3 separate regions of the Homo sapiens genome follow, and regions 1 and 2 are each linked to region 3. A link is a loop called in an ENCODE intact Hi-C map of the cell type or tissue named here. Cell type or tissue: dorsolateral prefrontal cortex. All regions are shown on one strand. Each heading gives the region's core, and the rest is flanking DNA. Links, peaks and the distances in the headings are about the cores only. Region 1 overlaps SWAP70 (switching B cell complex subunit SWAP70). Region 2 overlaps SWAP70 (switching B cell complex subunit SWAP70). Region 3 overlaps SWAP70 (switching B cell complex subunit SWAP70).

Region 1 (10,598 bases), core at 1,252-9,251, 70 kb before region 3:
CTATCTACCTGGAGACAGTGTCAGATCCCACAGAGTGTCAGATCGCACAGTTTGAGGGCTCAGTCCCACAAGACGGTCCTCCTCCTTCCTACCAGTTGCAAATCTGGGCCTCTGGAACTTCTGATGGACCAGCTTCAAGTTGGGTTCTCCGTGACCCCGTCTTTGGGTTCAATTACTTTGCTAGAGTGGCTCACAGAACTTAGGGTGACATGTTTACTGATTTATTACAGAATATATTTTAAAGGATACAAATAGACAGATGAAGAGAGACACAGGGCGAGGAACTTCTATCCTCATGGAGTTGGGGTGCACTGCCCTCCTGGTACATGAATGAGTTCTCATTAACCTTCCTTTAAGCCTCTACATGTTCAGCTCTCTGGGAGCTCCTCAAACCCTGTCCTCTTCCGTCTCTTATGGAGACTTTATTGGATAGTCATGATTAAAGTACAGACAACCATGTAGAAATGTGATTAGACAAAAAAGGGTATGATCTAATATTAATAGACTGAGTGGGAAAATCCAGCAAGGATTGTCTGTTCAGATTCTTCTTGGTCTCTCTGTGTAGCTTTCCTTCCTCCAGGGTATGGGGGAGGACCCCTTCTGAAATGAAGGTCTTGTGGCCTTCAATTAGACAAGGAAGGTCAGAGAATTTCTTTATGGCCAGCTCCAAGATAGAAAGGTTGGGGGAGATGAGATTATATTTTTAGTTTCTACGGCCTGCCTTGGGGAGAAAAAGGAGCAGGCGAAAAAAGGGCAGAAGGTCAGAGAGAGAGAGAGAGATTTGTTTTCTTTTTTCATTGATTTATTTGTTTGTTTGTTTGTTTGTTTGTTTGAGATGGAATCCCGCTCTGTCGCCCAGGCTGGAGTGCAATGGCATGATCTTGGCTCACTGCAACCTCTGCCTCCTGGGTTCAAGCGATTCTCCTACCTCAGCCTCCCAAGTAGCTGGGGTTACAGGTGTATGCCACCATACCCGGCTAATTTTTGTATTTTTTAGTAGAGACCGAGTTTCGCCGTGTTGGCCAGGCTGGTCTCAAACTCCTGACCTCAAGTGATCTGCCCACCTCGGCCTCCCAAAGTGCTGGGATTACAGGTGTGAGCCACTGCACCTGGCTGAGATTCTGTTTTCTGAGACCTGCTTCTGAGGCCTAAAGCACCCCAACATTATAACAAGGGCTATGGCGTTATGAGCCAGGGACCATGGATGAAAACCTATATATATTTATCTATGTATATCTCTGTCTCATAATATCACATGTTGCAGACAGACTTTTGTCAAACTTATCAATAAAATCGAACTATAGAACACAGATTTAAAAAAAACCCTTGGGAAGCTGGGTGCAGTGGCTCATGACTATAATCCCAGAACTTTGGAAAGCTGAGGCAGGAGGATTGCTTGAAGCCAGGAGTTTGAAAACAGCCTGGAAAATATAGTGAGACTTTATCTCTACAAAAAATTTAAAAATTAGCTGGACATGGTGGTGGGCACCTGTGGTCCCAGCTACTCAGGAGGAGGAGGTTTCAGTGAGCTGAGATAGTGCCACTGTATTGCAGCCTGGGTGACAGAGCAAGACTTTGTCTCAAAAATAAATAAATAGGCTGGGTGCGGTGGCTCATGCCTGTAATCCCAGCACTTTGGGAGGCCGAGGTGGGCGGATCACGAGGTCAGGAGATGGAGACCATCCTGGCTAACACGGTGAAACCCCTTCTCTACCAAAAATACAAAAAAAGAAATTAGCTGGGCGTGGTGGCGGGCGGCTGTAGTCCCAGCTACTCGGGAGGCTGAGGCAGGAGAATGGTGTGAACCCGGGAGGCAGAGCTTGCAGTGAGCGGAGATTATGCCACTGCCCTCCAGCCTGGGCGACAGAGCGAGACTCCGTCTCAAAAAAAAAAAAAAAATTTTAAATTTAAAAAATAGAAGCCACTCCTAGGCCAGGTGCAGTGGCTCATGCCTGTAATACTAGCACTTTTGGAGATTGAGGCAAATGGATCACTTGAACCCAGGAGTTTGAGACCAGCCTTTGCAACATAGTAAGACAAGAAATTTAAAAAGTTAGAGAGGTATGGTGGCACACGCCTGTAGTCCAAGTTCCTTCTGTAGCTGAGACAGGAGATGGCCTGAACTCAGGAGATGGAGGCTGGAGTGAGCTATGATTGTGCCACTGCACTCCAGCCTGGGAAACAGAGTGAGACCCTGTATCCAAAGAAAAAGAAAGAAAGAAACAGAGAGGGAGCGAGAGAGAGAGAGAGAGAGAGGGAGCGAGAGAGAGAGAGAGAGAGAGAGAGAGAGAGAGAGAGAGAGAGAGAGAGAGAGAGAGAGAGAGAGAGAGAGAGAGGAGGGAGGAGGGAGGGACAGAGGGAGGGAAAGGGAGAAAGGGAGAAAGACCTCTTATGGCTTACATAAACTACAATAGAAACAGATGTTTGCTGGTTGTCTAGTCACAGTAATGTTTTCTTGTTAAAACAACTGTTTTATATTTTATATATATTATATATATTTATAGCCATAAATAAGGTCATTGCAGGTCAGTAGGTTTTCTCGAATCTTTAAGCCCTCCTCCGCACACCACCCCTCTCCCCAAAAAGGGAACCACTTCTGTCTGCTTCCCTTTCCTTACCTTGATTTTTTTTCTCCTTCCTTCTCCTGCATTCCCTGTAATCTCACTGGGCATCTTCCTGGCAATCTGTGCACCTTCTACCGGGGAGCTCTGTCTCTCTGGCTCCAGTTGTAACTTGACTGGCTCCCCACCTGAGTTGAGAGTACGTAGGCCTTTATCTCTGCACCCATCCTGTGCACGTTCATAGAAGTCATCAGCTCTGTTAACTTGATTTGCAATTGGATTGTTAAATACAACTGATTGTCATGTTGATTTGGTGTTACTTGGTTTTTCAGGCTGAACTAACCAGGAACACTAAGTGATTGTTTTGAGCTTTTTCTTAAGCAAAGATTTACTTGCTTTTCAGCAGCTGAAGTAGATAGCAATAGGCTAATAGTGGGGAAACAGACTTCCAGAAACACATTTTCTACTTGCTTTTAAACTTGTATTCATGAATAGTCCTTTCTTAGAACAAACCGTATAGTTTAAGACTGTATTATCTGTTTTGATTGCAATTTTAGTATATTCTGTGTTAACTGATGGTAGACTGAAAACTGTATTGAGAGAGATGGAAAGGGGTTTTCTTTATAGGAAGGTGCTAGGTGCACATAGGTAGCTGAGTAAATGTAGTTGAATTCAACGTTAGACATTTTTTCCACCATTTTTCCCCCTTGGTTTGGTTTTGGTGCTCTTCTTTTGTTTGTACAGTTTGTCCCTTGGTATCCTTGGGGGATTGGTTCCAGGACTCCCTGCAGATACCAAAATCGTAGGATGCTCAAGACTCTTATATAAAATGGCATAATATTTGCATATAACCTATGTATATCTTTCTTTATACTTTAAATTATCTCTAGATTACTTATAATACCTAATGCAATATAAATGCTGTGTAAATAGTTGTTAAGTTACATTGTTTAAGGAATAATGACAGGAAGAAAAGTTTGCCCATGTTAAGTATAGATGCAGTTTTTTTTTTTTTTTTTTTGAGACGGAGTCTTGCTCTGTTGCCCAGGCTGGAGTGCAGTGGCGCAATCTCGGCTTACTGCAAGCTCCGCCTCCTGGGTTTATGCCATTCTCCTGCCTCAGCCTCCTCAGTAGCTGGGATTACAGGCGCCCGCCACCACGCCCGGCTAATTTTTTTTGTATTTTTTTAGCAGAGACGGGGTGTCACCATGTTAGGCAGGATGGTCTTGGTCTCCTGACCTCGTGATCCGCCTGCCTCGGCCTCCCAAAGTGCTGGGATTACAGGCGTGAGCCACTGTGCCTGGCCCAGATGCAGTTTTTAAGGGGAATGTTTTCAGTCCACACTTGCTTGAACACACAGATGCAGAACCGAGGGATACGGAGGGCCAACTGTATTTCTCTCTTTTTTTTTTTTAATGAGAGCTATTCGTATGTGGATTCTATACTCTCTAATAATAATAAACCTTATTAATGTGGCACCTGAAACAGACATTGTTACTTTTAAATTATGGTATAAATTTGCAGAAGTCATAATGGAAATAGGAATAGGGCATCTTATTTGAAGTAGAAGCAATAATTATTTCTCTTCTACTGGTGCTAACAATTTTTTTAAAAAATTATTTAGAATTTCAGTGGTTTTGCTGAAAGATGCTAAATCTCCAGTGTTACTTAGAAATACAGTACATACAATTCTAAGAAAAAAGGTTATTATTTAAACATGTATATTAAAAAGAAGCTTTTTTAATATCTCATATAGACACATATAAATTTTATAAAATTCTAAAGGGTATTTACAAAAATGAAAAGTAAGTTTCCCTTAACCCTTGGCCCATATTAGTCCCCTGTCCTGGAGGTAACCATTATTTCTAGCTTCTTCTGTTCCTTTGAGAGATCAAAATGAAGCTTAAAATTAATACCCTTATTGTTTAGTAAATGTTTTCCTCTTAAATATAGCAAAATCTAGTGATATTTTTTGCAACCTCTGTTATAGCTTTACTTTGCAGTTATGGTTGCAGGGTGAATTACATGTCAGCACTGGAAATGTCTTGAAATGAACTCATTGTCTGTGCATTTTTATCCTGTTGTTTTTAGAAATACAGCTTTAAAAAAATTTATTGTACCTTTTTGAAATAAAAGAATTTACAACTCTGGTGTAGATCTAAATGAAAAAAATTTTGATGAACAACATGGATAGTTTAAATCTTTAGTATTTTCTCAATGATAGATTTTCAACTAAAATCTTTTTTTAGTTTTTTTATCTTTTGCCTCACAATTGGTTTGGATATCTTACGAATCATACCATGTTTTCTGTTCCCATACAGACATTTAGCCTAAAAAAATTTTACTTGCTAGTTACAAAGGTAATTCAGCCAGGCCATTGGTAAGTTGAAAATATAAAGGAAGCAAATTATGAGACAGGGTTTTTATTTGTGGAACACAATATACAAATGTAGTTAATTCTTTTGTGAACTTGGCATGTATAGTATTCCCTTCCTAATCTTTTGTGTTGTGTTTCTGCTAACCTCTATGGTAAAAGGTTCTATTGAGGAACAAAAACAATCAATTTTTAAAATGGGGTTGGGGATCAGAGTCTTGAGTGAGCCTATTAAAGTGCTGGGATTACAGGCATGAGCCACTGCACCCAGCCTAAAGTCTTTGTAAATATTTTTTATGTAGATATCACCAAAATAAAATAGTAAGGGCAGCTCTCTAAATAAAGAGAAAATTACACATTTAGATATCTTAAAATAGGATAATGAATGTTGGATTATTTCTAGTTTCTATTCCTTACTTGCTAGAAACTTTTCAGTGAGATAACTTGGACATTTTTATGTTTTTTTTTTTTTTTGGGAAATACATGTACTTTTATCGAAAATAACACGTAAACTCTGAGGTGCTTTTTTTTTTTTTTTTTTTTTGGTATTTGACCTTCCATCTTAATAGTACATTTCTGATCTTAGGACTCAGAGTTCTTAACCTCTCTGATCTCCATTTTGTATTTCCTTTGGGGTCTCATCACAGTCCCAGAGGTACATAGTAACAAAGCTAGAGACAGAAGAGGCTTTAGGCGACCTTCTCCCAGGTACTCAGCATGCCATCACTCAATAGGTATTTCTCATTCCTTCCCACCGTGAGGGTTATAGAACCTTAGTCCCATCAGTGGTGATTATTAGCACATTAGCACTCTCACTCGCTTCCTTAGTCCCTCTTAGGCATGTCCTTGTTCCCCTCCCACAACACAAGCCTAAGGTAGATCCTTGCCTCAGCTTCCTTTTTCTTCCCCAAGACTGCGTTTCATGAAACTATTTTTCCTGCTCTACTTTCTGCTTCATTTCCTTCTTCTCATCCTACCTTCGTGTTCCTTTTCTTTAAACTCAAAATCTGTGTCTACTGGAAACTGCAGTTTTCAGCAGTTGAGGGAGAGATATTTAAATGGAAATCTGTGTGTATACTTGAATTTCATATAAGGAGATCTTGCGGTTAAGGAGAGATTTCTGCAATATTAGAAACACTAATTTTTTTGATCTTAAGACTCTTCTGTTTTCTGTACCTTTTGCTTCTTTAGGAATAATTAGCTTTACAACATTTGATTTGAAGGAGGAGAATGGTGTTATGTGGGCATGGTGTATCAGCCAGAAGTGACGCTAGTTAGGATGAAAGTTGTTCTGGTCATATGGACAGTGTTGGAAGGTATTACATTCCACTCTACAGACAGCTCTGGAAGGATGGGGCATGTCAGCCTTGGCAGGCAGCACATCTCCATCAATTCTTTCAGTTCCTAGGGTGATGGATACTCAGCTAGCTGGCTGTTTTCCTGAAATTTAGCCTTCTAACTGAACCTTGTAGCTTGATGAGCAACTGACTCCAGTCTCAGTGATCGTCTTCAGTGATGATTTGAGAAACACTGTTAGGTAATAGGACAGCAGACAATTAGTAGATCAGACTACATTGGAATTCTGAGGTCCTTTACCTGGGTGACTTTGGGAAGCTTCCTTTGCTTTTTATTTTTTATATTTTTATTTATGTATTTATTTATTTTTGAGACAGAGTCTTGCTCTGTTGCCCAGGCTGGAGTGTGGTGGTGCGATCTCAGCTCACTGCAAGCTCCACCTCCCAAGTTCACACCATTCTCCTGCCTTAGCCTCCTGAGTAGCTGGGACTACAGGTGCCCGCCACCACGCCTGGCAAATTTTTTTGTATTTTCAGTAGAGACAGGGTTTCACCATGTTAGCCAGGATGGTCTTGATCTCCTGACCTTGTGATCTGCCTGCCTCAGCCTTCCAGAGTGCTGGGATTACAGGCATGAGCCACTGCACGCGGCCTGCTTTTTATATTTTAAGATTATAATAGAGCTCACAACCTTTATATGTGACAGCAGAAATTCTTTCTTATTTTCTACCAAACAATGATGTTGAAGAAAACTAATGTATAAAACATTATATGAATTTGAAGGTTTCAGGCTACTGAACACTTTTTGTTAGGCACCCTGGGAAGAAAAAAACATGCAGCCTTGTCCCTTAAGTTGAGGATTGTGTGATGTAGTCAAGAAGATAATACATGAAATGACCACAATGACGCAATATATAAACAAGTTCTAGAGTGTGTAGAAGATGACCACTCTAAGCCGTGCCATCCAGTGTTAGCCAGTAGCCACGTTTGGCTGTTGACTGCTTGAAAATTCATGAGCCTGAGTTGATATGTACTTTAAGTATAAAATATGCATTGGATTTCAAAGACTTAGTACCAAAACAAGAGTAACATATCTCGTTATTTATTTATTTATTTTGAGATGGAGTTTCGCTCTTGTCACCCAGGCTGGAATGTAATGGCATGATCTTGGCTCACTGCAACCTCCGCCTCCTGGGTTCAAGTGATTCTCCTGCCTCATCCTCCTGAATAGCTGGTATTACAGGTGCCCGCTACCACGCCTGGATAATTTTTGTGTTTTTAGTAGAGAAAGGGTTTCACCATGTTGGCCAGGCTGGTGTCGAACTCCTGACCTCAGGTGATCCACCCGCCACAGCCTCCTGAAGTGCTGGGATTGCAGGCATTTTTAAAAATACCGATTACATGTTTAAATTACAATATTTTGGATATAGTATTTAAGTTAATATTACCTATTCCCTTTTACTTTTTTTAAAATGAGGCTTTAAAAATTCTAAATTTCATATGTGGTTTGTGGTATATTTCCATGGCAAATAGAGAAAAGGATATAGACAGTTGCAGACAAAGTTTCATGAAGGAGATAGTACTTCAGCTGTTTCTTGAGAGAATGGCGAATGTGAGGGTGATCTGGCTGTGATATCTGTCACCCCATTGATCACCAGGGTTGATTTCGCTGATCTGGCTGGCTAGGTGGTTGTCCCCTTCCTCCCTCACCACTCCATGTGCGTCCCTCCCAATGCTGTGTGCTCAGTCAAAGAGAACGACCATCCTCGATAGAGGAGGACCAGTCTTCGGTCAAGGGTATATGAGTAGCTGTGCTTACCTGCTAGAACCTCCAGACAAGCTCTCAAGGTCTTGAGAGAATGGGGCAGATCTTGTCCAGTATAATTGCAGAAAGGTGACAAATATGGTGGTAGCACTGTAAATTAAGAGCAAGAGCCTCAACTTGGAGTATTTGAGCAGAAAGGAAATACTGTGAGTGGAGTAGAAGGTTTGTTTTAAAGCATAGTGGAGAATTAGGATTTAAAGAGAGATGGGGCTACATTTTAGATGTCATTGAATGTTTTTGCACAGAATATATGGCTAATATATGTTTATTGACTGACAGTCTGTCTTAGAATTAGTTCAGAATTGACCCTGTAAAGAGGGTAAGTCATTTAAAGTTTTTAGGTAGATATATGGCAGAGATACGGTTTTAAAATTATTCTGATGATGTAGGTTTAATGACTAAAGGTGAGAGGCTGGAGATTGGGGGACTTGTTAGTGGGGTGCTATGAAGTCTGGGTAAGTTGGTGAGTGTGGGTCAGTAGTGGTAGCTATGGAAATTAAAACAGATATGTACCCTCCCCTTGTAGAGCTTAAAATCTTGTGAGTGATACAGATGAGCAAACTGGCAATTCAAATACAGTGAGATACAGAAGGCAGAATGCAGAGGAAGGGAACCTATTTAGCTTGGGGTGAGGACATGAGGAGTTAGCTCAGAGAATGCTTCCTAGAGGAGGAGACATTTGTCACTAACTTGAAAAGGATGTATGAAATTCCCCTGTGAGAATACTATGATGAAAGATTCAGAAAGTAAAACCTTTAGAGGAACATGAAAAGTGTTGAGAGAGAGAGGAGTTGGGGAGTAAGGAGAGTTACCTGTACTCCATTACTTGTGTGGTAATGGGAAATCACTTCTCTTTGCTGGGCTTCAGTTTCCTCATTTGTAAAATGTAGGGTGGCAGACATGCTCTTTGAGGTTTAGCCTTCTAACTGAACCTTGTAGCTTGATGTGTTTACCATGGTTATATCCTGAGGAGTAGTTGTTCTGCAGCAACTCTTTGACAGGACCTGAGAGGGGAGAATGGGACCTTGTACTGGGAGGTGAGGGGAGGAGCCCTTGTTTCCCCAGCCTCACACTCTCTGCTTGGTTAGCCTGAAGGTGACAGAGCGGCTCACGCAGTAGAGACAGGAGTTGGCATTGGCTGGGGCTGAATTAGATCCAGAAGGTGGACAAACTGTATGAAAAAGAGATAGAAGAAGAGACCATAGTTTTGTTAAGGCAATGGTGATACCAAAGTCAGAATCAGGGTGGCAAACCTATTTTGGGGAGAAAAGTGATGAGATCTCATTTGGATCTTTTGGACGTGAGGCAGATTTAGAATAGAAATCTCTAGTATTGTTTAGTGATATAAACCAGAGCTTACTGGAGAGGTTAAGACCAGAAAGAGATCTATGAATCATTTGAATAGAGATGACTTAAGGTTGTCAGAATAAAATCACTTTCTTTTTTCTTTTTATAAATGTTTAGATTTATAAAATATAAAATTTGAAAAAATTTAAGTCTTTTGATTCATAAACACAGAATGTCTTGTCTTTATTTTTATTTTTATTTTTTTTTGAGACAGGGTCTTCGTCTGTTGCCCACGCAGGAGTGCAGTGACACAATCTGTGCGCACTGCAACCTCCGCCTCCCGGGTTCAAGTGATTCTCATGCCTCAGCCTCCCAAGTAGCTGGGATTACAGGCATGTGCCACCACGCCCAGCTAATTTTTATGTTTTTAGTAGATACAGGGTTTTTGCCATGTTGGCAGGCTGGTCTCAAACTCCTGGCCTGAAGTGATCACCTGCCTTGGCCTCCTAAAGTGCTGGGATTATAGGTGTGAGCCACTGTGCCTGGTCAAAAGCACTTTCTAAGAAGAAATTAAAGTAGAACTGAGGGTTGAAAATTGATCTTTGGGAAATGACCAGATTGGGAGAATGAGGGATGATGGATGTGACTGCATAAATTTACCTTTGAAGAACTTAGAAACTATTCTGTCTGGGCTGGGTACGCTGGCGCATGCCTGTAATTCCAGCACTTGTGAGGCTGAGGCAGGTGGATGGCTTGAGCTCAGGAGTTTGAGACCAGCCTGGACAACATGGTGAAACCTGTTTCTACAAAAAATAGAAAAATTAGCTGGGTGTGATGGCAGGTGCCTGTAGTCCCAGCTGCTGGGGGTGAGGGGTGGGGGATGGTGGCTGAGGTGGGAGAATTGCTTGAGCCCAGGAGGTCGAGCCTGTGGTGAGCCCAGATCGAGCTACTGCACTCCAGCCTGAGTAACAGAGCAAGACCCTGTCTCAAAAAAAAAGAAGAAAAAGAAAAGAAAAGAAAAGAAAATGGTATGTCAGGGACCAAAAACGTCTAAGAGGAGGGGGTGATTCAGACTGCCAACTGCCAGACCTTTGGGAGAGTGACTTGGCCAGAAGGTATCTGTCCCAGCATGGGTTCTCCAGGAAGCCAATGTTAAGACACTGTTAGGAATACAAAAGTGTTACCTGTGGGGTGGGAGAGAGGAAATGAAATTGGGAAAAGGAACTGTCAAACCATCATATGGATTTGGCAAAACC
Region 2 (10,598 bases), core at 1,507-9,506, 58 kb before region 3:
CAAACATTTGTTGAACAGCTCTCTCATTAGGTACTTCATTAGGTTTTGGTATTCACAGATGGCTAAAATACGTATTGCACAGATGGCTAAAATACAGACTCTCTCTTTAAGGAACTTACAGAGTAGTGAGAAAGATAAAGAAGCTTGCTGGAGTTAAATCTCCTCACAAATCATTTACCTTCTTAAAAGACATTTGTGCAATATTTCACTGGGGGGCTGGACTCTCAGGAGGCTGTCCCAAATTGGGGGACTTTGTTGTCCATTAGGGTGACTTTCTTTTTTTTTTTTTTTGAGATGGAGTCTCGCTCTGTGCCGAGGCTGGAGTGCAGTAGCACCATCTCGGCCTGCCACAACCTCCATAGGGTGGCTTTTTAAAGAGGTATGGGAAAGCATGCTTTGTGGGTGGCTCAGAGGAGTTAATTTTATCAACTTTATAGTTCTACAATGATCTTTTCATTTTCTAATTTTACTGGTGCTTTCTAGCAGGAGCCTTGTTTCACCTAGTCCTGATACTGCAGCAAAATACCACAGACTAGGTAATTTATAAATAATATAAATTTATTTATCACAGTTCTGGATACTGGAAAGTCCAAGATCAAGATGCTAGCAGATTGAGTGTCTGGTGATGGCTTGCTGTCTGCTCCCAAGATGGTTCCTTGTTGCTGTATCCTCACATGGCAGAAGGGCAAAAGAGACTAGGGAACTCTCTCCCTTCAACCTCTTTTATAAGGTCATTGATCCCATTTGCGAGAGTTCCGCTCTCTTGACTTAATCACCACCTAAAGGCCTCACCTCTTTTTTTTTTGAGACGGAGTCTTGTCTTGCTCTGTCACCCAGGCTGGAGTACAGTGGTGTGATTTCTGCTCACTGCAATCTCTGACTCCCTGGTTCAAGCAATTCTCCTGCCTCAGCTTCCCGAGTAGCTGGGACTACAGGCACACACCACCACGCCCGGCTAATTTTTGTATTTTTAGTAGAGATGGGGTTTCACCATGTTGGCCAGGATGGCCTCGATCTCCTGATCTCGTGATCTACCTTCCTTGGCCTCCTCCCAAAGTGCTGGGATTACAGGCGTGAGCCATTGCTCCCGGCGAGGCCTCACCTCTTAATACTGACACATTGGAGATTAAGTTTCAACATATGAATTTTGGGGGACACATTCAGACCATAGCAAGCCCTCCACCCTACTTAATTTTTTAATTTTCTATTTAAAATATATAAAATATTAAAAGATAAAAGCTTCATTTTCTGATTGAAAGGTAATACATAGAATACTCAAACAATGTATTAAAGTACAGAGTCCAAAGTAAAACATTCAAATTCTACCACCAAAGGCAGGTTGTAATTAACTTTTCAGTGAATATCTTTCTTATATATCTCTCTTTCTCCCTTCCCCCATCATGTACACACATGCATATACACATATGTAAATACACAGACATATATGTCCTTTTGTATAAATAGGGTCATATTCTGTATCCTTTCGTATCCTCTTTTATTTTCTTATTTATTTATTTATTTATTTATTTATTTTTGTGAGACAGGTTCTCGCTCAGTTGCCAGAGCTGGAGTACAGCGGCACCATCACGACTCACTGCAGCCTCAACCTCCTGGGCTCATTTGATTCTCCTACCTTAGCCTCCCTAGTAGCTGGGACCACAGGCTCACAGCTAATTTTTGTATTTTTTGTAGAGATAGGGTCTTACTTTGTTGCCCAGGCTGGTCTTGAACTCCTGGGCTCAAGTGATCCTCCTCCCTTGGCCTCCCTCAGTGCTGGGATTACAGGTGAGAGCCACTGTGCCTGGCCTGTAGTCTCTTCTTAAGCATTGTGTTAGGGTCATCTTTCTGTATAAATGCATATAGATACAGACACCATCCTTTATAATGACTGTGAACTCTTTCATTGTGTTGATGCATCATGCTTTATTTAACCATTTCCTATTCACAGGTATTTGAGATGTTTTAAATGTTTTTAACCCAGGATACTGCTATACATTGTACAATGCGTAGGTTACCTGCCCTGTCCCCCAAACAAATAATTATTCAGCCAAAAATGTCAGTAGTACTGAAGTTGAGAAAAACCTGCTCTGTACCTTCTGCAGTGTTGGATATTGGTAGTCTTTACTCCCTTATATCTCCTCAAACACCAGGTATTACTTAGGCAAAAAGTAGTAGCTCTTTTAATGTGCATTCTTTTGATTACTAGCAAGATTAAGCATCTTTTCCTATATTTTATTTGCCTATTTTTGAAGTAAAAGGTGAGGTTTAATCTTTAGTTACATGATACTGCAAGCTACGCAATTCCGTGTAGAAATAAGGAACCCATTCAGAGGACAAGGTTCATACAGTATGTACAATTTGGAACTGCTCAAATATAGTTTCCTTGTAAAAAAGTATCACAATAACCATATTTAAAGGCATTCTTAGTAGAGAAACAGTAAGAAAAGTTATACCAAATATAATACACAACAAACAACATTATGCCTTAGCCATACAATCCAAAAGTTAAAGGTCCCAGGAGTTCCACCTGAACTTGAAAGGTATCCTCTATTTATTAGTGATTAGTTTCTTTTGTGAATTTTCTATTCGTGTCCACAAGAATGATTTGAATATTGGAGCTATTTGCCTTTTTTGTTTTTTTATGGTTTCTTTCTTTTTAAAAGAAAATATAAGCATTTTTCTGTGGTCAAATTTACCAGTATTTTCTGTTTAGTTTCTGAAGAGGGGTAAGTTGGTAAGTTATCCAAAATAACTTTAAAAAGGTGGTTCAGTTAGAGTGTAATCCAGTGCCATCCATGCTGTATGACATCAGTGGCATATATTCTGTGGACAGCATTCCAACAGATGACTTTGAGTTACTTTTCCTTAATCTGTCTGTAAGTGTTCTGCTCTTACTGAATCTTCGCTTAGCCCTATGCTAGTCACTGAAGGATGCAGAAGGAAAATATTTATTTCCTCCCTTCAATAAGGGAGGATATTTGATAAGTTAGATATTTGAGATACCATTAGTATCTGAAACAGAACATAGTTAAATGCTGAATAGGAGTTCATGGGGCAGGGTGGTAATCCATAAAGATTTCCTAGAGTTTATGAATGACCCAATCTTGAAGGATGTGACTAGGCAGAAGAGAAATGTTTCCAGCACAGGGCATCACTGTGGGACAGAGAGCTAAGAGATTTGAGTTCTAGTCCCTACTTTGTTGCTAATTATTGTGTGACTTAGGCCAAGTCTCAGGCCACAGTCTTTTTATCTGTGAAGTGAGGAGATAGAAATAGTATATTTTCTAAGATTATTGTTAATATTAAAGTATCACGGCTTTAGTGTTAAGAGAATTTTTAGAAAGAATTCACTTAGCAGTTATTGAAAGTCTTCTGGATTCTGGGCAGCATGCCAGGTGCCATGGGCATGCAATGTTGTATAAGATATGGGCCTTTCAGAAATGTACAGTCTTACAGGAGAGAGAAATCATGTGTGGTAGTTAGCACAAGAGGTACTGCTTGGGAAACAGAGTGAAGAAAGATCATCTTGGTTTGGGTGGTGAAGGCTTCAGAAAGAGATGCCATTTTTGTTAGGCAGGAAAGGAGGTAGGGGTAAATTGAGCAAGGGCCCAGGGGAGAAAGGGATGTGGTACAAGTTGCCTGGGATGCAGTTAGTAAGCTTATTTGGCTGGATTTATATGGTTGGTGCAGAGGGTGGGAAGAAATAAGGAAGGTGAAGTGGGCTGGCCTGTGGAGTGACTTAAATATACAACTCACATATTTCCTTAGCTTTTACTTCTGTAGTCTTCTGATGATTTTTAGGCAGGGGGATAACGTGATGTTAGTGGTACTTGAAGATTTGGTGTAAGTGTCTAGGATGGTAACTGATTGTACTTAGGGATTGAGAGCAATGTGAACAATGACTTTGAGATTTTTGAGGCTGGTTAGATTAAAGGTAAGAGGAAACAAGCAAGACTTAAGCAGTGACAAGCAGGATGAAAAGATGTTTGGAAGGGGAAAATGAGTCCATGCGGGAATGGGCAGGACTTAGAGTAGACAATGCTTTTAAGGCAGGGCATAGCTGTGGTAGGAAATTGGTCATGCTGGTCCATTGTTAGGAAGAATTTTCTGGTAATTTGCCATTGGCTTGAAATTTTATAAATCAGACAGGAATTTTAATGTTTTAAAAAAAGATTGCCCATTATGAGTTATAAGTCTATAATTGTGTCAGTTCAGATAAGTCTTTTGGAATAGAAATCTGCCCCCACTCCGCTTTTTTTTCAGTGTTGAATCTTGCCCATTACGCACATCCTGTAAAGGGAAACAGTGTGTTACTGGGTGGCACGTTTTAAATAACTTTTTAGAATCTCTACGTCTTTGGAGAAAGGAGGGTGAACACTACTTACTCGTGTTAAAACACTGTTCACCATCCTTGATTTCATTTTCATGATGGCTGGAGTAAAATGCTCAAAAGGGGTAAATGGCAAGCAAACCACTGAACAGGAACAGACCACACGAGCAGGGCTCATGCAGTTAATTAGTCATCTTGTCAGCAGAGGCCCTGCAGAGGCAACTGCAGACAGCTATGAGGGAACTGGAGAGATGAGTTTCTGGCATGGATATGGATCTGTTATTGTGGTAACAATAGTTTATTCTTCAGATCAGCAGAATGAGAGCAAAGCTGCTTAGCAATTATGTGGGTGCTGAAAGAATGGCCTTTGGAGGAACAGGCATTTGAAGCGGGATAAATTCAGCTTTTTCAAGAAACTTGCAAACACCCTGATTAGAATGATTTGGGGCAGTCCTTTTACAAATCAAGAACTTGTAGTCCTCTTTCTGATTCTTTTGTCTTAATCTGCTTTTCAGCTTCCTCATCTGGAGAAGGGGTTAGTGCCTCTTAGTGCAGATTCCCCCAGAGGGATAGGGTGCTGGGAGATGAGGGCTCCCAGAGAGAGAACGGTCCCAGACTTCTAGGTATGTGGACTTCCTTGCCACTGGCACTAACTTGGCTCTGCTGAATAGTGCCTGTCATCTCTGTTGGGCCCTGTGGAGCTGATGGGGTGGGGCTGGGGTAGCACCAGCACATCACTAAAATTTAGAAACAACTCACGGGCGTGTCCATCTTTGTATTGGCAGGGCTATCTGTTTTTCCAGAAACAGAGGGAAGGTAGCAAAGCATGGAAAGGACACCAGAGTGGGAGGCTTGGGTCTAATCCCAGTTTTGCTACACGTAAAACTCTGTGATTTGGGACACATCTCCTAATCTCTGACTCAGCCTCTTCGTCTGTAAAATAGCAATAATATCTATTCTCCCTGTGGAGAGGCTAAAACAAATTAATAGATGGTATGAGTCTACTTGAAAAAGCATAAATTGCTGTATAAGTTTATGGAGGAGCTTTTACTTCTTTTTACTAGTTTATATTCCGGCCATCAAAAATTTTATTTCTTGTATATTTTATTTTTATAAAAAGAAAACCTTGGTAAGGTGTAGTCGTTCACGCCTCTAATCCCAGCACGCAGGCCAAGGTGGGTGGATCACTTGAGGTCAGGAGTTTGAGACCAGTCTGGCCAACATGGTGAAACTCTGTCTCTACTAAAAATATAAAAATTAGCTGGGTGTGGTGGCAGGTGCCTGTAATTCCGCTACTTGGGAGGCTGAGGTGGAAAGATTGCTTGAACTTAGGAGGCAGACGTTGCTGAGATCATGCCATTGCACTCCAGCCTGGGTGACAGAGTGAGACTCTGCCTCAAAACAAAAAACAAACAAACAAAAAACCTTGTTGAGACTGGGCATGGTGGCTCATGTGTATAATCCTGGCACTTTGGGAGGCTGAGGTGGGAGGATCACTTGAGCCCAGGAGTTTGAGACCCGCCTGGGCACACATAGTGAGACCCCATCTCTATTTTTAAAAAATACAAATAAATCTTAAAAAAGAAAAAAATACTTGAGATACTGTCTAAGCTTTAAAGAAAGGTTGCTGATAAAAAGTTTTAAAGATAGTACACAATTTTTTCCTCTTTTAGAAATACTGTTTCATTGTTGCTTTATTCAGTTGGTTGTTTTATATATACATATATATTATAATTAATTAATTAATTTTTGAGATGGGACCCCCTCTGTCACCAAGGTTGGAGTGCAGTGGCATGATCATGGCTCAATGCAGCCTCGACCTCCCTAGGCTTAGGTGATCCTCCCACCTCAGCCTCCCATCTCAGCCTCCCAGGTAGCTGGGACTACAGGCATGTGCCACCACATCCAGCTAGCTTTTGTACTTTCTATAGAGATGGGGTTTTGCCATGTTGTCCAGGTTGGTATTGAACTTCTGGGCTCTAGCTATCCTCTTGTTTCAGCCCCCCAGAGTGCTAGGATTATTGGCATAAGCCACCATGCCCAGCCTGTTGTTATATTTTTTGAAGAAGACTTCCCTTTTATAGACCTTACTAACAGTGAAAAAGCTGTCACAAAGCTGGACTTCTTATCTAAATTATGAAATGAGTTTGGGTTGATAGTTAAGGGTTTTACAAACAAGTCCAACTCTCATTTGACAGTGAGGATGCAGAGACATTGGAGCGCAGGTCTCTTCCAGGTGCCTTGTATACTGTGCTGCCTTCCTCACAGTTTGCCTAAGTAAAGATGGTTAAGAAAATTATCACTGAATTTAGCCATCCCTGTGTTTAACAAGAGTGCTGTTTAATTGTCGAAGGCTGAAATCTTGAGTTCAAATCTATATCTTCTGCAGTGGGATCACTTAATCAAACTAAGCATCTATATGTACAAAGAGCATTGTTGACTTTAGACAACTGAAGACATAATGTTTCTTATTACTGGAGAGTGCTGGACCAGAGATTACAAAACCCGAGTTCTAGTCTCAGTTCTTCTCAGTAACTTTAGTCAAGAAAAACAAATTTAATATCTGTGAGTCTGTAGTCACCATTTATAAGATGAGGATGACAATATGACATCCAAGGCCCCTGCCAGGGCTTTAGTTAGAGGATCTGTGAAACCCTAAGGTAGAGAACAGGGTGGGTATGGGAGAGATGGTGTTTTTTGTTTCCTGAAGGCTTTGGATTAATCAGCTACTTTTATCATGTTATTCCCCTATCTGGAAATTTTTGTATTTGCCTCTATTCCTATCCTAAAGCTATCCTTACCTATCCTGTAAGCCATAAGTTACATTTTACTTCCTCTGTGAAGTCACTGTAACACATACTATTTCTCCTTTTCTGAACTCATTTATTGCCCTTACAGCTCACTCATCCATTAGTCATGGTACATTGCTGTGGAATATGTCTTCCTTTTACACCTCATTTCTAGTCAGCAGGTTAATGTAGAAGAAAAAGTATAGGCTATGAAGATAAATAGATTGATCTATGTGATCTTAGGCTGGCCACTTAAAATATATATATATATATATATATTTAATTTTAAAAATATGTACTACATTTTTGAGTAGGTTAATTTTTTTTAAAAAAACTTAATACAAAGAAGAGCTACAGTGAAGTCTTTTTCTAACCTTGGTCTCATCAAACTTGTCTTCCTTTCACAGTTACTAGTTTCTTATATATCCCTCCAGAATTTCTTTTCTTCCTCCCTTTTCTTTTTTATACAAAAGATGGCATACATATTCTTAGGTACCTTGTTTTTTTCACTTAATTTATGTTGGAGATCTTTTCATATCCGTACATAGCAAGCTTTCTCATGGTTTTTATGTTTTATGGATATACCTTAATTTAACCAGTAGTTGGGAATTGTTAACTTGGGTAAAGTTCCAAATGATTTTAAAATTTGAATGACATTTGAACCTGATCTGAGAAGTGTGCATTTCTTTAATACTTGTATTTCCATAGCATTTTACAGTTATTAAGCTCTTTATATTCTTGAAATTGATCTTTAGTATATAGGATTTACTAGGCTAATATAAATTAAATATCTTTTTAAAATTTTGCTGATTGTGGTGCAGGATTCTCCAATAAAAGCTCCACCGTACTCTTTTCATGTGCTTTACTGGCAAACACAGGGTTTGCTTGAGAAACACAGCCTGCTTTGTAGTCTTCATTACTGCATTTATAACCATTTGTGAATTTACTTCCTTAACTTACTTCCTTAAAACCAGTAGAGCATGTAGAAAAGGATCTCCACATAAATGAAGCTTTGAGAAACAAAACAAATTTAGAAAGAAGATATGCAAATTATTTTATAGATTAAAAATGTTTAATCTTAAAAAAACTCCTAACTGAAATATGTGTATGCAGAAAAAGGGACTCGCTTAATGCAAATGAAAGTATTTATTGAGATGAATGTGGCTCCTTAAGGTTAAATGTTTAGGGCTGAGAAAAATAAGGAACGTTTTTACCTGGGGTTCAACTAGGAAGATTCTCTGTTGAAGAAAATACAGCCTTAGCTATGTAATTTGACCTGTTCAGAAAGCACAAATGAAATGGAAGGGATTTAAGTTCTATCTTGAAATTTTCATTTAATGTAAAACAAGATTAATACTAAGGTAGCCCACACTGCTCATTTAACTACTGTACCTGGACTTTGAAGTGTGAACTTAGGTTATTGCAAGACCAGTAGCCCTTTATATGTATTTATGCTATGGAATGCAGGTTTTCTGTAAAATATTTTTAACCATGTTGGCGACTCCTATTTTTGCTATTTAATTTTTTCCTGAATCTAATCCAGGCCCTTGATTTCTTTCTCTTTTTATATTTATATTCTTTTATACTCATGCTGAAATTTAGCCTAGTCATAGAATTTTAGAAATGTTTAGATACTTAGAGATTCCTAATTAATATTTGGTATATTAATTTGGCCCTTTCTATTGAATAAATGAGAAAACTAAAGCCTGGAGAGGTTGTGACTTGCCCAGGTCAGCCTCCTTGTCCAGAACCCCTGGCTGCAGCCTCCCAATAATACCAGGTTCTTTCTCTGAACAGCTCTAATTGGCTGACTCTGCTCTACTTGGTGAAAAGTTTAATTTTGAACACATTCTCTTAGACTTCCCCCCCCACCCCACTTTTCTTTCTGATGTGGACAAATTAGTAAAAGACCACAGGAGTATTATATTCACAGATCTTGCATGGAGCCTGGCTCATAGTAGGCATGTAATAGAGACTAGTTCTAAGTGAACCAAACCTGGGAAGGAATGAGAAAGAATAACAGGTTACAAGTAGGGGCTTGCAGCTGAGCAGTCCTCACCCTGTTTTTGCTAGTTTATTTTCCATCTTTCTCTACCCAGGAGAGGGAGCAGCATGTTGTACTCATGGTGAAGGTGTCATGTGCTGGTTAGTGGGAGTCTTTAAACGATTTTCTTTTCCCTTGCAGGTCCTTTCCCATAACCTGTGCACGGTGCTGAAGGTTCCTCATGACCCAGTTGCCCTTGAAGAGCACTTCAGGGATGATGATGAGGGTCCAGTGTCCAACCAGGGCTACATGCCTTATTTAAACAGGTTCATTTTGGAAAAGGTATGATTCTAACCTTTTTTTGGGTGTAGCATTGTTTGGTTTGCATGTTTCAAGTGGGCCCAAAAGCCCCCTGTTGGTGAGTTCACTAAGGAGTTGAGGTACAAAGAATCACTAGATAAACCAGAAAGGAAGAAAGAATGAGAGACTGACAGTGCTTCCTATTCTTCCCTCTCCTCCACTGTCTTCTAAACTTGGTTTGATGTTTTTCCAACTTGGTTCATTCTTTGAAATTAAGAACTGTGTTTTGTGTTAATCTGTACCTATTCTCTCTCAGGGTGCTTTAAAAAAATCAAGTCTAATATCCAGAATTTACAAGGAACTTAAACAAATTTACAAGAAAAAACCCCATCAAAAAGTGGGCAAAGGATATGAACAGACACTTCTCAAAAGAAGACATTTACACGGCCAACAAACATGAAAAAGCTCAACATCACTGATCATCAGAGAAATACAAATCAAAACCACAATGAGATACCATCTCACGCCAGTCAGAATGGTGATTATTAGAAAGCCAGGAAACAATAGATGCTGGCGAGGCTGTGGAGAAACAGGAACGCTTTTACACTGTTGGTGGAAATGTAGATTAGTTCAACCATTGTGGAAGGCAGTGTGGCGATTCCTCAAGGATCTACAACCAGAAATACCATTTGACCCAGCAATTGCATTACTGGGTATATACCCAAAGGAATAGAAATCATTCTACTATAAAGATACATTCATGCCCAGGCAGGGTGGCTCACATCTGTAATCCCAGCACTTTGGGAGGCCGAGGCGGGCAGATCACCTGAGGTCAGGAGTTTGAGACCAACCTGACCAATATGATGAAACCCCATCTCTATTAAAAATACAAAAATTATTTTTAGTACGTGTGGTGGCATGCTCCTGTAATCCCAGCTACTCAGGAGGCTGAGACAGGAGAATTGCTTGAACCCGGGAGGTAGAGCTTGCAGTGAGTCGAGATCACGCCATTGCATTCCAGCCTGGGCATCAAGAGCGAAAATCCGTGTCAGAAAAAAAAAAAAATACGTGCACACGTATGTTTATTGCAGCACTATTTACAATAGCAAAGACATGGAACCAACCCAAATGCCCATCAATGATAGCCTGGATAAAGAAAATGTGGTACATATACGCCATGGAATACTATGCTGCC
Region 3 (10,598 bases), core at 1,638-9,637:
TGGAGTCTTGCTCTGTTATCAGGCTGGAGTGCAGTGGCGTGATCTCGGCTCACTGCAATCTCCGCCTCCTGGGTTCAAGCGACTCTCCTGCCTCAGCCTCCCGAGTAGCTGGGAGTACAGGCGCGCACCACCACACCTGGCTAATTTTTGTATTTTTAGTAGAGATGGGGTTTTGCCATGTTGGCCAGGATGGACTCCATCTCCTGACCTTGTGATCCGCCTGTCTCGGTCTCCCAAAGTGCTGGGATTACAGGCATGAGCCACCACGCCCGGCCTAGTGGTCATTTTTAAGTGAAATGTGTTCCTCTTTCCTGAAGTCACTGAAGGCTGTGGCTGATTCAGAGGGACTTTCTGTCAGATTGGCAGAGAGGGTTTGTTCTTTGCTCCTCAGGATAGGCCTTTCTGGATAGAAAAATCAAGGGAAGTCATCCTGGAGTTGGGTTGGAAAACTGGCACTAATGAAATGCACATAATCTTACGCCAAGGGCCTGTGTAAAAGGCTGCTCAGTTAACTCTTCTCACTCCTTTTTTTTTTTTTTTAATTTTATTATTATTATACTTTAAGTTTTAGGGTACATGTGCACAATGTGCAGGTTTGTTACATATGTATACATGTGCCATGCTGGTGTGCTACACCCATTAACTCGTCATTTAGCATTAGGTATATCTCCTAATGCTATCCCTCCCCCCTCCCCCCACCCCACAACAGGCCCCGGTGTGTGATGTTCCCCTTCCTGTGTCCAAGTGTTCTCATTGTTCAGTTCCCACCTATGAGTGAGAATATGCGGTGTTTGGTTTTTTGTTCTTGCGATAGTTTACTGAGAATGATGATTTCCAATTTCATCCATGTCCCTACAAAGGACATGAACTCATCCTTTTTTATGGCTGCATAGTATTCCATGGTGTATATGTGCCACATTTTCTTCATCCAGTCTATCATTGTTGGACATTTGGGTTGATTCCAAGTCTTTGCTATTGTGAATAATGCCGCAATAAACATACTTGTGCATGTGTCTTTATAGCAGCATGATTTATAATCCTTTGGGTATATACCCAGTAATGGGATGGCTGGGTCAAATGGTATTTCTAATTCTAGATCCCTGAGGAATCGCCACACTGACTTCCACAAAGGTTGAACTAGTTTACAGTCCCACCAACAGTGTAAAAGTGTTCCTATTTCTCCACATCCTCTCTAGCACCTGTTGTTTCCTGACTTTTTAATGATTGCCATTCTAACTGGTGTGAGATGGTATCTCATTGTGGTTTTGATTTGCATTTCTCTGATGGCCAGTGATGGTGAGCATTTTTTCATGTGTTTTTTGGCTGCATAAATGTCTTCTTTTGAGAAGTGTCTGTTCATGTCCTTCGCCCACTTTTTGATGGGGTTGTTTCTTTTTTTCTTGTAAATTTGTTTGCTCACTCCTTTCTTAAAGCAACAGCCGATCATTCGTGGAATATTTGGAATCTCATTATTCTTTTAATGGATAGTTCTTTCTCTGTCAGTCTCTTAAAAAGACAGTGTCTTAAAAAAAAAGAGAAACTTTTTATAGTAAATTGTTTAAATGAAAGACAAGAACTTTAGCTTGAAACACGTAGATCTTGTAATTTTTTTTTTTTTTTTGAGACGGAGTCTCGCTCTGTCACCCAGACTGGAGTGTAGTGGCGTGATCTCGGCTCACTGCAAGCTCTGCCTCCCAGGTTCAAGCCATTCTCCTGCCTCAGCCTCCTGAGCAGCTGGGACTACAGGCGCCTGCCACCACGCCCAGCTAATTTTTTGTATTTTTAGTAGAGACGGGGTTTAACCGTGTTAGCCGGGATGGTCTTGATCTCCTGACCTCGTGATCCACCCGCCTCGGCCTCCCAAAGTGCTGGGATTACAGGCTTGAGCCACTGCACCTGGCCAGATCTTGTAATTTTAAAAATTACGATTGAAGTTTTTTATTAACTTTTAATTTTTGTGGGTACACAGTAGGTGTTTATATTTGTGAGGTACATGAGATATTTTGATACAGGCATACAATGTGTAATAATCACATCAGGGTAAATGGGGTATCCATCACCTCAAGCATTTATCCTTAGTCTTACAAACAGTCCACTATACTGTTTTAGTTAGTTTTAAATGTACAATTAAATTATGATTGACTATAGTCACCCTTTCTGCTATGAAGTTTATTTTTTTATGTGTAATCCTGAAGGTGATCTAGCCACTTCTGAATGAGAACTCAGAAGAAAACTGTTCATTTAAAATGTAGAATACTCAAGTTATTGGCCGGACATGGTGGCTCACGCTCTAATCCCAGCACTTTGGGAGGCTGAGGCGGGCGGATCCCTTGAGGCTCGGAGTTTGAGACCAGCCTGGCCAGCATGGTGAAACCCTGTCTCTACTAAAAATACAAAAATTAGCTGGGCGTGGTGGTGCATGCCTATAATCCCAGCTACTCGGGAGGCTGAGACACTTGAATCCAGGAGGTAGAGGTTGCAGTGAGCTGAGATTGCACCACTGTACTCCAGCCTGTCTCAAAAAAGAAAAAAACAAAAAAGAAAAAATTAAGAAAAATCGAGTTATTGGAAAGTTCTTGAGGCTGAGCCATAATCTGTCCTGTTGTAACTCTTACCCACTTTGGATCTGTAACACCCTGGAGTACACCTTAGTCGTGTCTGTATTCCCAGCAACTCGTACCTGGCACACAGTAAGTACCCAGGGAAATTTTTTTGAATGAATGAATGGATCCAATGGGACCACATGGAACAACAGTCCCTCTTACATTTGATATAATACTTTTCATATATTTGAAGGTTAGAGACTGGGCTCTGGAATGAGGCCACGGTTTGATTCCTGGCTCTGGTACTTTTAGCTGTGTAACTTGAGAGAATGGCCAACTTTATACAGTTGTTGTGAGGATGAAATGAAATGATGCATGCAGAGTGTTTTAGAGTAATGCCTAGCATTTGGGAGTCACTCCGAGTGTGTTGCTTTCTGTTCCTTTATCTCATTTGCAGACGGGGAAGATATATAATGTGTGGAATGTAAAAATAAGCATTCAGAAAAAAGATGTTGACAGGCTAGAATGATGATTTTAGACCAAGAAGCTAATTTAACATATCAAAAGAACAAGTACAGGATCCAGGAGACTTGGCTTTATAGAAATTCATTTGAAAAGTTCTACAGTTTCATTTCCCTGAAATGTGGTTGCCAAAACCCTATACACTCTTAGGCAGCCTTAATGAATGTGAAGTGTCCAGAGCAAATGAGATAATTGTCCCTCTATAATATGAGCTGTTACCTACCAGTACTTGCTGTGTGGTAGGCATGTAAACACCTTATGTGCATTATCGCATTTAATACACTAATAAACCTTTGATGGTAGGTGTAGTTTCTATTCCTTTTTTGATAAATGAGGAAGCCGATACACAGAAAAAGAGTGAGGCACTGAAGTCTTTAGTCAGGAGTCTTACTTGCGAACCACAGAAACCACCTTGTATTAGCTAAAGCAATAAAACAATTTGTTGAAAGTTTCTTAAATAGTTTGCCAGTTCCACAGAAAGGCAGGTGACCAGGCCTTGAACACAGGCAGGAATCACAGGGGGATGAGCAGCCCCAACTACAGCCCAAGCCAGGCCATGGGAAGAGTCCAGTGAGGATGCCGCTGGCGCCCATGTTGGTACCAGGCATCAGCAGTGCCATCGCTCCTGCTGTCACTCAACACTGCATATTACTGCCACCGGCAAGATGAATTCTCTACTGGCTCTGCTTCTTTGTGCCAGGTGCTTCAGAGTCAAAGTTCCAGAAGGAGCATCTACATAGCCAAGCCCAGCTTGTGCCTCCACCATACCCTAGCTGCCAAGGGGTGGGAGGGCAGGTGTCTGGCCTGTGGATTCTATAGCGGGAAATGAGCCCTACCTTCCATCAAGTCTTCTACTATGGCAGTTCCCCTAGACACATGAAGGAGTTCAGAGGCTGGGCAGCCTAAGCACCTGGAAATGTCCATTCCCCCTCCATACTTTTACCACTAGAATGAAAAAACAGACCCATCCAGTCTTGTTCATTCTTATATCCCCAGTGCCTAGAAAAGCACGTAGAAGGCACATAAAAAATACACATCAACTGAGTGAATAAACTCTGCACTGGTCAGACCACATCTGTAGTGTCGTGTTCTGTTGTGTACATCAAACTCCAAGAGACATCTGAGGAGACCTCAGTGTCTCCAAAGAAGGATATTGAGTCTGGAAGCTGGGTCCCATTAGTTAAGGCTGGAGGTGGTCTTCTTGGAGAAGGATGTTCTCAACAGGCAACAAAGCTGCCTTCCAGTTGCGAAAGGGCTATCACAGGGAAGAGGGAGTAGATACTTCCTTTGTGGAACTAGGGTAGTGGATGGGAGAACTCATCTTAGTATAAGAAAAAACTTCGTAAGAATTGAAGCTGCCCATAAATAAACTGGCCCAATTTGTGAGGCAACGAGTGGTAGCCCATCACCTAGAGTATTGGAGCTGAGTTGAATAACAACCTTGCAGGAAGTTGTAGAGGGAATTTGGAAATTGGTGTTGGTATAGTCTGTTACTTTATTCCTTTGTTGTTAGTTTTATAAGAGCAGATGCTGGCAGGTAGTAGTAACTGACCAGTCATGTGACTTGACTTTGTTACCATAATATTGTTGCTCAAGCCACTAGATATGTATCCTGTCCTTGGCTGGCATCGAACGACACTATATACACTTTAATGCAGGTTTTGGCTGTTTGTTAGTTTATTTAAACAACTACATAGCTGGGTATTCCCAGATAGGTATTCCTGTTATTTTGGAGTCACACAGACCTGGGTTAAAATCCATTATAACCTGTGCAACATACTTTTAAACCCTTTGGTTTTTCATTGCTTCATCTGTAATGTAGGGACAATACCTTTCAGGATTGTCAGGGGATTAGCAATAATGGAGGCAAGGGCCTGGCATGTAGCAATTGTTCAATAAATAGTATCTCTATTCTGTCTGCGTTCACTCCTTTCTTCATCTTCATTATCAGCTTTTTCCATGGTAACAGGTTTTTACTAGATGAAAATGTTTTCATGTTGTAGCAACCAGGCAAACTTCAAATCTTGGCCCTGCCACCTGGCAGGTGGATGATCCTAGTACAGGCCACTGAACCTTTGTGTCTCACTTGCACCATCTCTAAAATATGAGTAGCAGCACCTAAATTTACTGTGAGGATTAATTGAGAAAATACACTTGACTCTTAGGCCAGTTCCTGGCACACATTAAACTCTGGATAAATGTTATTTTTTATTTCACAAACGGGTGAAACTGAGAGAGCTTAGAGCAGGACATATAGGCTGCTTTACCAGCTTTGTGAATATGAGCTTCTCTGGCTCCTGCTTTCCTCCTGGTGGAATGAAAGGGGGATTAGACGACCTCAAATATTCTCTTGTCTAAAATGCTTCCCTCGTCTGCTGGGTCAGGGTGGTGACCTGGGCAGGATTTGATCTGGAGCTTTCCTCCACATTGTAGGTTGTTGGAGGAAGAGTCTTCCAAGAGGGCTGAACTAGAAAAGTGGCACTTGGAGCAGCAGCAGGCCATTCAGACAACCGAGGCGGAGAAGCAGGAGTTGGAGAATCAGCGTGTCCTGAAGGAACAGGCCCTGCAGGAGGCCATGGAGCAGCTGGAGCAGCTTGAGTTAGAACGGAAGCAAGCACTTGAGCAGTACGAGGTAATGAGACTTGGCCCTGCAAACTTGTATATTTAAATTTTTGAAAAACATTTCTCAATAATAGAATTATTTGCTTAGCTGCCAATATGAAGCTGTAGTAAGAATCTTGCTTAGCTGTAAGAAAGAAAAAAGAGGGAGTTTTTACAGGAGATAAGATATATTATACATCCATCAGAGACAGAAACTGCACAGTAATTTGAACAGGGAAAGTTTAATATAAAACATTATTAACTGTCATAGGAGATTACCTACTGTGTTGTAAAGAAGGCTTTGAGAATGCAGGAACAGCAGACGTAGGGAGCAGCCACTGCCTCGAAAACTGAGGCAGAGCACCAGGGAGGGAGTGGATCTGGAAGAGCATTCTTTGCTTCTTGCCCCTTAACCCCAGTGTTGTGATCCATACCTCCATGGAGAGGGTGCACAGATGGCAGAAAAGTTTGTTGAGGTGCTGTGCCAGCAAAGCTCACTGGGAGGCCACCGGCAAAAGCTGCCCACAGGGAGGTGCTACAGAAACTCACTGGTGGTGAGCACTGTGGGTGTTCTGAGTGCCACAGGAGCCGCTGAGTGGAACCTAGAAGAAAAGTCCCTCCCTCCTCGTGTCCCTTCAGCACCCTCTACTGACAAAGCTTTATGCTGCCAGCTAGTGAGGAGAATTATTTTAGTTTCACCAGCAGGACAGTTCAGGGTGGATTTGGAGTGGAGAGGCAGTAAACTGTAACTGGCACACAGGGCCATACACCCATTGTAATTCGTATGCAGATGGTGGAAGAATAGGCTTTGGAATCAGACAGCCTGGGTTCCAATTCTGGCTCTACCATTTCCTGCTGTGTGACTCTCGGCAGGTTACTGACCTTCTCTGAACCCGTTTTCACTCTGTACAATGGGGTAATAGTAGTTCCCACTTCTTAGAATGGGCTATGAGAGGATTTAATGAGATAATTCACAAATACATAGTAAGGGCCCAATAGTTGTGATTTGGTTCTTAAACTACCCGTGTGTCTGCATAGTCCAAAATCCACTTTTGTTTCAGGAAGTTAAAAAGAAGCTGGAGATGGCAACTAATAAGACCAAGAGCTGGAAGGACAAAGTGGCCCATCATGAAGGATTAATTCGACTGATAGAACCAGGTAACAGACTCTATGAAGTAATCATATATTTATTTTTATTTTTCATTTTTATTTTATTTAATTAATTTATTTATTTTGAGATGGAGTCTCGCTCTGTCGCCCAGGCTGGATGGAGTGCAGTGGTGCGATCTTGGCTCACTGCAAGCTCCGCCTCCTGGGTTCATGCCATTCTCCTGCCTTAACCTCCCAAGTAGCTGGGACTACAGGTGCCCGCCACCACGACCGGCTAATTTTTTGTATTTTTAGTAGAGACGGGGTTTCACCGTGTTAACCAGGATGGTCTTGATCTCCTGACCTCGTGATCCGCCCGCCTCAGCCTCCCAAAGTCCTGGAATTACAGGCGTGAGCCACCACGCCCTGCCCATATATTTATTTTTAAATTTATTTTTCTGTTTCACTTGTGTATTTGAATTGTACTAAAGAAACTTTTTTAGCCCAAATGTAAAAAAACCAAGCTGTTCAGGATAAATTTCTCTTGAAAATCTTATCCCCTAATAGGTAAGAGGGCCCAGTTAATCCCCTTGGTATACATCTTCTAATTGTTTTAGCTGGTATGACATTTATGCATGTTCCTCAAAGAAGAAATAAAGTAGGGAAGTTACTATTTTGTCTGTAGAAAAATGATGGGGTATCCTGAAGAATATAATACTTCCTGTATTTAAAGCATGTTTGCCTCTTAGGTTCAAAGAACCCTCACCTGATCACTAACTGGGGACCTGCAGCTTTCACTGAGGCAGAACTTGAAGAGAGAGAGAAGAACTGGAAAGAGAAAAAGACCACGGAGTGACTGAGCTTGCTGGCAGTCACGTCAGTTATGTAGATACTGCATGGCAGGAGAGCTTTACGCTAAAGACAAAAGAAACAGCTTTGGGGGCCGGGCGTGGTGGCTCACGCCTGTAATCCCAGCACTTTGGGAGGCCGAGGCGGGTGGATCACCTGAGGTCAGGAGTTCAAGAGCAGCCTGGCCAACCTGGTGAAACCCTGTCTCTACTAAAAATACAAAAAAAATTAGCTGAGCGTGGTGGCGGGCGCCTGTAATCCCAGCTACTTGGGAGGCTGAGGCAGGAGAATCACTTGAACGTGGGAGGCGGAGGTTGCAGCGAGCTGAGATCATGCCGTTGTACTCCAGCTTGGGCAACAGAGTGAGACTCCATCTCAAAACAAAACAAAACAAAACAAAACAAAAAAACCCGGCTTTGCTGCTTTTAACTCTTCTTCCTTCTGTGCCTCTCTAAGTGGGTCAGTATCCTAAGGAAGCCTTCTTATTTATCTTCCTGCAAACAAGGGTTACCTGAAAAGAAAAAAAAAGTCAACATTGTCAAGCTGTTTGTTTACTCTTTCTTTGAAAACATCACCTTCTGAAATTTGTCTTTTAGCTCTCTCAGATTCTTCCCCAAATGAGGCAGGGTGCAGACAGCACAGTCAGCTCTGCAGAGTTTGGAGGGGCTCACTGCCACTGGGTACTCAGAACCTCTGTGGACTGGATGTCAGCTCTTTCCTTTGGCAGCGTGTTTCCTTTTCCGAGTATGTGCTGTTAAACTAGATTGGCCGGTTCGCTTTCCATTTCCTGACACTTGACATGGAATGCCTTTGACCATTGGTGCTCTGACAGAGAAGTCATGGAGTCATTGCCATTTCCTGGTTGCCCTTTTGGAATGTGATCCTGTTAGTAGAGGTTTTCTAGCTTCTACTAAGATATTTCTTTCCCTAACCATCATACACTTGGCATGTTTCATTCCCATCTCCTTTCCCCTCACCTTAAAGGAGACTACCCCTTTGCCCCATATTGTCAACCTAATTTTCTCTCGTACTCTCTCTAGTGAATGATGTGCTACCAAGTATATGCCAGGCTGTGAGAGGATTATACTGAGTAGTAGAAAGAAGCTAATTTGAAATAAAAATTATTTGTATAATTAAGAAAGCAGATTAGATGCACATGGTCAACAGGAAGTTGACTGTATGTCTGCTAGTTAGATTCAAAACATCATAAAGATGATAGCATGTCAATATATTAGCCTAGCCATTATGTTAGCCTTTGTTAGGTGGGCAGCTTTTCTGCTTTTTCCCTTCCTCTGTGGTGACAACGGAGGAAATATCCAACAGAAATACGTCTAACAGGGAAATTGGGATCATAGTTTATATGCATCTGATTTGAAAGGAGTATTGAGGAAGGTTTTCATATATGATCTATCTTTGGATTAAAAAGAACATTTATGAAATCAAGCCTTCTAACACTAGTTATAATTGAGAAGCAACAGTAACTCCGTGGACAGCAATCAAGCTTAAAATTGTAAATAAATATGGGGATAATTCAGTTGTTGCAAAAAAAGGGCAGAATTCAGTAGAATAAAGTCCTTTTCTCTTACAGGTATTAAATGAGGACAGAGAACCTCAGGTGTTCTTATGCTAGTGCTTGCTGAGTGCATACTAAGAAAGCAATTCCAAATAGATGTATACATCTAGAGAGAGTGGTATTAGAGATTCAGTGTATGTATTTATTTACATGAGAGGAAACTGGAATATAATCCCATAAATTATCACCTTTTATGACTGGAAAATATTTGCCAATGAAGAAATGGTCTGTAGGTATTTGTCTTAAGATTTTTGGCTGTTTAATAAAAATGTAACTTTAACGGTTTCTTATAGTTGCCTTTATAAAGTGTATTGTCTAAAATATTTTTGTATCATGTGCCTTTGAAATTTGACAGCTGATTTGGGTGTTGGATTTCTGCCCAGCCATTTATCAGTATTATCATTTTATTCAGTAGCTGGCAGGTGTATTAGACCAACGAGACTTAGGTAAGGAATGGAACCTTTCCTGTGGTTTGACTGCACATTACACCAGAAGACTCCAGTATCCCTCATTCCAGAATGAGGAAAAAGTATTCTACAAAGAACCTAATCACCTCTGTGAAATCTATGGGATGGAAACAGTGTGGCCTTAGGAGTCAAATAGTCTCTGCATGGTGGGGAGGATCATGATGGAATATGTGAATTTCTACTTCTAGAAGTTGTGAAATAGGTCCTGCACTTTTGCAGAATGTCCTTCTTTAAACCTGGCTTATTCCACAGCTGTAGCTGATAACATGACCTGGGGCTTAGCTGCTCTAGCCCTGGGTTCTTGGAGACCTCACACTGCCTGGCCCCTGGCCATCCACCTAAGGACTGCCTGCTTTCTGGTCACATGTGGACCTTGATACGACTAAGCGGTTACATATGTGGTTGTGCAAAAGCTTTCTGTTTAATGCATAGTGTTACCGATTTACATCTTGGTTTTCAGTGGCACTATGTCTAGGAGGCAATATCCTTTTAAACAGTGCTTTGGCTAAGATAGATACTTGTGAATCAAAGATAGCACAGAAATGAACTAAGTATATCCCATTTGGAATTATATTTTGATACTATTTAAAATGGTTTCACCTGTTAAAGGGCCAACAGAACTCTTGGTTTTACTTTTGTAATTACTGTACAGAAAATTTCAAGAGTGTTTGAGTGCTTGTCATCAGGTGTTTTCCTTAATAAGTAGGGATATGATCATTTACAGGAATTATATATGAAAAAAGTTTTTGAAATGTATTTTTGTGATGTGCTATGTTGAGGGGAAACCAAATATTTATGATTTTAAAACATTCGTATGAAAACATTGTACAATGTAATATGCTCAACTTTCTCAATTTTTTGCTAATTTTTCTAAGATACATTAAAAATGTTTTATATTTTTTTTTAAGTAAAATGGACCCAGTAAGAAAATTAAAAATACCAGAACATACACTT

What was found. A loop is a pair of places that touch in the nucleus more often than their neighbours do. Peaks named below come from ENCODE experiments on the same cell type or tissue, not always from the same donor. Only the 100,000 strongest peaks of a DNase experiment are listed, where the experiment ranks them.
Region 1: a loop joins it to region 3, with 3 times the contacts of the local background. A loop is called at or near these places in 25 of 110 quality-filtered maps.
Region 2: it touches region 3 in a loop (2.1-fold over the local background); 7 of 110 quality-filtered maps call a loop at or near these places.

The regions. Positions count from the first base shown.
Region 1 is chr11:9,673,086-9,683,683 of GRCh38, forward strand. All of the region lies in intron 1 of SWAP70 (switching B cell complex subunit SWAP70), which reads left to right. It also overlaps the pseudogene RN7SKP50. Among named protein-coding and RNA genes, the nearest start is that of SWAP70, 14 kb to the left of the region's middle. RefSeq lists enhancers at 2,721-3,255, 5,427-5,966. In dorsolateral prefrontal cortex, for the core only: no CTCF peak of the experiment used is centred there; no DNase peak of the experiment used is centred there.
Region 2 is chr11:9,684,842-9,695,439 of GRCh38, forward strand. It overlaps SWAP70 (switching B cell complex subunit SWAP70), which reads left to right. Exons shown (of 12, transcript NM_015055.4): 2 at 9,305-9,445. Among named protein-coding and RNA genes, the nearest start is that of SWAP70, 26 kb to the left of the region's middle. In dorsolateral prefrontal cortex, for the core only: no CTCF peak of the experiment used is centred there; DNase peaks (open chromatin) are centred at 3,408 and 4,537; H3K4me3 peaks cover 1,516 bases; H3K27ac peaks cover 7,351 bases.
Region 3 is chr11:9,742,360-9,752,957 of GRCh38, forward strand. SWAP70 (switching B cell complex subunit SWAP70) reads left to right here. Exons shown (of 12, transcript NM_015055.4): 10 at 5,499-5,697; 11 at 6,728-6,824; 12 at 7,505-10,598. The coding sequence ends at 7,611. Among named protein-coding and RNA genes, the nearest start is that of SBF2-AS1, 11 kb to the right of the region's middle. RefSeq lists an enhancer at 3,060-3,109 and a silencer at 3,300-3,349. In dorsolateral prefrontal cortex, for the core only: a CTCF peak has its summit at 6,294 (motif pointing left); a DNase peak (open chromatin) is centred at 6,252; H3K27ac peaks cover 1,945 bases.